Linked DNA regions of Homo sapiens: region 2 is linked to region 1. The links are chromatin loops, found by intact Hi-C in ENCODE. Cell type or tissue: A673. All regions are shown on one strand. Each heading gives the region's core, and the rest is flanking DNA. Links, peaks and the distances in the headings are about the cores only. Region 1 overlaps LOC124903193 (a long non-coding RNA gene). Region 2 overlaps ABCC4 (ATP binding cassette subfamily C member 4 (PEL blood group)).

The links. A loop is a pair of places that touch in the nucleus more often than their neighbours do. Peaks named below come from ENCODE experiments on the same cell type or tissue, not always from the same donor. Only the 100,000 strongest peaks of a DNase experiment are listed, where the experiment ranks them.
Region 2: a loop joins it to region 1, with 9 times the contacts of the local background. A loop is called at or near these places in 88 of 110 quality-filtered maps.

What each region holds. Positions count from the first base shown.
Region 1 is chr13:95,379,296-95,382,108 of GRCh38, forward strand. The region is part of intron 1 of LOC124903193 (a long non-coding RNA gene); the gene reads right to left. Among named protein-coding and RNA genes, the nearest start is that of ABCC4, 79 kb to the left of the region's middle. RefSeq lists a silencer at 1,428-1,477 and an enhancer at 1,758-1,807. In A673, for the core only: CTCF peaks have their summits at 1,579 (motif pointing left) and 1,778; a DNase peak (open chromatin) is centred at 1,556.
Region 2 is chr13:95,188,039-95,190,851 of GRCh38, forward strand. It overlaps ABCC4 (ATP binding cassette subfamily C member 4 (PEL blood group)), which reads right to left. Exons shown (of 31, transcript NM_005845.5): 10 at 415-504. Among named protein-coding and RNA genes, the nearest start is that of SNORD13G, 21 kb to the right of the region's middle. In A673, for the core only: a CTCF peak has its summit at 1,486 (motif pointing right); a DNase peak (open chromatin) is centred at 1,503.

The DNA.
Region 1 (2,813 bases), core at 220-2,719:
ATAACTTCACACACACTCTCCTACCAGCCTGCTGCAGTGTTTAAGAAACCTGGGATTTTAATATTATTCAGTGCAGAAGAATGGTTTTTGAAATACATATCGTCAGGTTTTTCTGGACTGGATACTAACTGATACAGTGTTTGGTACCAGAATGGTATAAAAAGAAATGACCGGCCGGGCACGGTGACTCATGCTTGTAATCCCAGCACTTTGGGAGGCCGAGGCAGGTGGATCACCTGAGGTCAGGAGTTCGAGACCACCCTGGCCAACATGGTGAAACCCCATCTCTACTAAAAAATACAAAAATTAGCCAGGCTTGGTGATATGCCCCTGTAGTCCCAGCTACTCGGGAGGCAGAGGCAGAAGAGTCTCTTGAACCCGGGAGGCAGAGGCTGCAGTGAGCTAAGATTGCATGACTGCACTCCAGTCTGGGCAACAGAGAGAAACTCCATCTCAAAAAAAATAATAATAATAGTAATAATTTGTTCGGCCAGGTGCAGTGGCTCACACTTGTAATCCTGGCATTTTGGGAAGCCGAGACAGGCAGATGACAAGGTCAGGAGTTCGAGACCTGCCTGGCCAATATGGTGAAACCCCGTCTCTACAAAAAATACAAATTAGCCGGGTGTGGTGGCAGGCACCTGTAGTCCCAGCTACTCGGGAGGCTGAGGCAGGAGAGTCGCTTGAACCTGGGAGGCGGAGGTTGCAGTGAGCCGAGATGGTGCCATTGCACTCCAGCCTGGGTGACAGTGCGAGATTCCACCTCAAAAACAAACAAACAAACAAACTCTGGTTTCTGGTAGCCATAGGACTAATAAAGACCCAAGTTTTGGTGGTTTGGGTTGCAGAATTAATTTTTTTAAATTTTTATTTATTTATTTATTTTTGAGACAGAGTCTCATTCTGTCGCCCAGGCTGGAGTGTAATGGCACAATCTGGGCTCACTGCAACCTCTGCCTCCTGGGTTCCTGCCTCAGCTTCCTGAGTAGCTGGGATTACAGGCACGTGCCACCACACCCAGCTAATTTTTGTAGTTTTAATAGAGATGGGGTTTCGCATGTTAGCTAGGCTGGTCTCAAACTCCTGACCTCAGGTGATCCACCTTCCTCGGCCTCCCAAAAGTGCTGGGATTACAAGCGTGAGCCGCTGTGCCTGGCCGAGGTTGCAGAATTATGATAAACTGATTTAGAAGCTGATGCAGGACAAGGAACCCCCAAAACTGGGGCTTAGCCTAGGAATGTTCTTGGCTTCCTCCAGGAAAGAATTCAAGGGCAAGCCGGTAGTATCAGATGACAATCTTTTATTGAATGGTCTTGTTCCTTGTGGAGCAGGGATAACTCATGGGCAGTGTCCCCAGCCTCTGCAGAGTACGGGCTGTTGGGAACTATATTTATGCCCACTTTCGACTATATGCAAATTAAGGAGTGGGTTAATGCAAATTGAGGAGAGCGTTGTTTAGAACTTTCTAGGAAAAGGGCGGTAACTTTTGGGTCCTTGCCCTGGCATTTGTAAGCTGTCATGGGCTGATGGGAGTGTCTTAACGCTAATGAGCAGCGAGGGCAGCCAGAGGTTTCCTTTGGTGCCACCTGCTGGTTCCTGCCAGCTTCTCCCTTTTTTCTCATGTGGAAACTGGGGCATAAATTGAGAACTGAGACCTTGAGAAATTTTTTTTTTTTTGAGACAGAGTCTCGCTCTTTCAGGCTGGAGTGCAGTGGCGAGATCTCAGCTCACTGCAACCTCCGTCTCCCTGGTTCAAGTGATTCTCTTGTCTCAACCTTCCAAGTAACTGGGATTACAGGCGAGGGCCACCACGCCCAGCTAATTTTTGTATTTTTAGTAGACTTTACCAGCTTGGTCAGGCTGGTCTCAAACTCCTGACCTCAAATGATCCACCCGCCTCGGCCTCCCAAAGTGCTGGGATTACAGACGTGAGCCACAGCGCCTGGCCAATTTTTTTTTTTTAACATTTTTTCCTTTTTTTTTTTTTTTTGTAGAGACAGTCTCCCTGTGTTACCCAAGCTGGTCTCTAGAACTCCTAGGCTTAAGCGATTCTCCCACCTCCGCCTCTCAAAGTGTTGAGATTACAAGTGTGAGCCACTGCAGCTGGCTGAGAATTGGGGATATTTGTGTGGATTTGGAAGAATATAAAAATCTTGAGAAACACCAAAGGCCCTGAATACCCATTGCAAGTGGAATCACGCTTCTCTCCCATTTCTGAGAAGACTAGGCTCCTTTTCCAGGGTGAAAACACCCCGTTAGTTGGAGTCTGTTCTATGTGATGGGGCATGTGCTTTGAACCAGCAATCAAAATAATATTTCTCTCATAGTCAGAATACAGGTCCAGGAATCAAGTGGTACAAGTTGGAATAGCTCCTCTCACTGTTAAATTTAGTAGTCCTAAGTTTTGCTTCCTGCTCCTGAATATTTTTGTGTTTTTTTACATCTTTTTTTTTCTTTTTTTGAGACAAGGTCTCACTTTATCTCCCAGGCTGGAGTGCAGTGGCACAATCTTGGCTCACTACAGACTCAAATTTCTGGGCTCAGATGATCCTCCCACCTCAGCCTCCCAAGTAGCTGGGACTCTACAGGCACACATCATCATACCCAGCTAATTTTTTAATTTTTTGTAGAGACAAGGTCTCGCCATGTTGCTTACGTTAGTCTCAAACTCCTGGACTCAAGCAATCCTCCTGCCTTGACCTCCCAAAGTGTTAGGATTACAGGTGAAGGCCACTGTGCCTGGCCTTACGGGTCATTCTTTATTTCCAAGAGAAGAATGCTTCCACCAAGGGACACATTATTGGTTCCAAGTG
Region 2 (2,813 bases), core at 202-2,701, 190 kb before region 1:
TCATGTGACTTGGAGAAGTCATATCAAAACATGTTTAAAGCTTTTCAGACAAGCCTTCATAACCTCCAGATGTCTTGTAGCATCTAGGGTCCCCTCTGACAAAAAGAAGTTCCCACTTTCTTAGTCAATCCATCCTGCATAGTGGTCACATAAATAATTTCTTTCATGGAGATGTCCAACTTCTAGGAGTTCCCAATTGCTCAACTTGAAGAACCAAGGGAAACATGATATGCATTGTCCACATTTATTTGGTCATGTGACCCTTCTTGCAAAACGAATGTTCCATGCACTGAGAAATGCCGTGCCAAGTGTACCCAGTTCAAAATTGTGTTACACGTAGCCTTGGGCTCAAACCCACGAAGTTAATATGATAAGTGGGGTTGCAACAAGCTGCCAAAAGCCATTCTAACTCACCTTCCCTGCTCCCACGGGGCCGACCACAGCTAACAATTCGCCAGGTCTGACAGTAAAGGAAAGGCCTTGTAGAGTTGGGGTCTCTGATGCCTACAAATTAAAGTTTATAAAATGTGCCCATTTCAATAAAGTCACACAAATCACTTCAAAAAGAGAAGAAAACAATACAACAGTCATTGATACATGAACATAACCCAAATCTTTCTCCTTCCTATTTTAAGATATTGTATCCTAGAGTCCTTTTCATACAATCATATTTTTTTGGTGGGGTTTTACACAGTTTGGAGTCTTCAGTACTTAAGGAAGGCCCATTCCCTTTTACCAGATTTTCATGTGAACACAGCTCCAGACTTCCACAAAATTTAGATAGTAAAAATGACAAGACAAGCTTCTTGAAATGAAAACTCATGCTAACTTACTAAAACAATATATATATATTTTTTACTTTAAGTTCTAGGATACATGCGCAGAACGTGCAGGTTTGTTACATAGGTATACATGTGCCATGGTGGTTTGCTGCACCTGTCAACCTGTCATCTAGGTTTTAAGCCCTGCATGCATTATGTATTTGTCCTAATGCTCTCCCTCCCCTTGCCCCCCACCCACCGACAAGCCCCGTATGTGTAATGTTCCCCTCCCTGTGTCCATGTGTTCTCATTTAAAACAATATTCTTTTTTTTTTTTTTTTTTTTTTTTTTTGAGACGGAGTCTCGTTCTGTCGCCCAGGCGGGAGTGCTGTGGCGCGATCTCCGCTCACTGCAAGCTCCGCCTTCCGGGTTCACGCCATTCTCCTGCCTCAGCCTCCCGAGTAGCTGGGACTACAGGCGCCTGCCACTGCGCCCAGCTAATTTTTTGTATTTTTAGTAGAGACGGGGTTTCACCGTGGTCTCGATCTCCTGACCTCGTGATCCGCCCGCCTCGGCCTCCCAAAGTGCTGGGATTACAGGCGTGAGCCACCGCGCCCGGCAATATTCTTAATATAATATTCAGTATGGGAGCTTTTCAACCATTTGTAAATTTTCATTCTGTCCCTTGGTTTTAATATTCTATTTCATTAACCTCCACAAGGTGGCAGCATGAGTACATGGCATGCCCAGTCCTTGGCTAATGGATGACTTGAAATCTCCACTAATCTTTCCATTTTCACTTGATAAAGCATGAACCTCAGTTATGCCCAGCCAGCCAGAAGGCACTTTATACTATAAAGTCACTCTTGGCAAATGAACTTCTACAAATGGTGGTCAACCCTGTAACCAAGAGCTCTAATTTAACAATAACCAAAAACTGAAGAATAATGAAATTAAGTGTATGTTCATAGGTCAAAGTGAAAGTCTCAGTGTTACACCTGCAGCTTGTGTTACCCATCCTGGGAAAATAGGGACAGCATAGTAGTTCTACTATAAACACTGAGGTACCCACCACAGCATTCAATCCAGCACAAAGGGAGGAAGGGATGAAGTACTCATTAGGGTATCAGAAATAATGTTCCTAAACAATCTATAAATTCTATGATAAAAAGATTCAGGAGTATATGCATGTTTTTACATATACTAAATGTTAACAAAATTATCAATCACTGCTAATGTTAAAAAAAAAAAAGTTGTTTTAGGCAGGGTACGGACTGGTTCATGCCTGTAATCCCAACATTTTGGGAGATGGAGGTGGGAGGATCACTTGAGCCTAGGAGTTCAAGACAAGCTGGGGCAACATAGTGAGAAACCATCTCTTAAAGAAAAAAAAATCAGCCAGGCATGGTGTGTGCCATAGTCCCAGCTACTCAGGAGGATGAGGCAGGAGGATCCCTTGAGCACCGGAGGCTGAGGTTGCAGTGAGCCAAGATTGCACCACTGCACTCTAACCCGGGTGACACAGTAAGACCTTGTCTCAAAAAAATGTTATTTTGCAGTTTATTATTTAGGAGACCAAATCAAATTCATTACTTTTACAAAGAGCTTCTAAATATTTTCAATTGAGAGGATTAAGTGTGTATCAGGGAGAAGGGATAGTTTACCAGAGCATGATAGGGATAGTTTACCAGAGCATGATAAACCAAAATGAGGAGGTTTCCTCTTCTCATACAAGGACAATCAGTACTTTGAATTATCTATCTTTTAAAAAAGCAAAAGTCAGTTGGTACAAATAAAGAGAGGAATGGTTTTAAATTCAGAGTATAGAACCTCAACCGTAAAAACTGCCAACTCTAAGAACTTTTGTCCAAACCCAGACATCAACACTAGTAGACAAAAATTGATACTGTTAAGTAAAGTAAAAACAGCTACAATTTGGGAGGAATCCTAAAGGGGTTTAAGCAGCACATTTATAATCTTCGTCTGAATTTCTCGTGGATAGATTGGAGAGACTTGACCATGCATGTCTGGTGGGTAGGCATTTAGCAAATT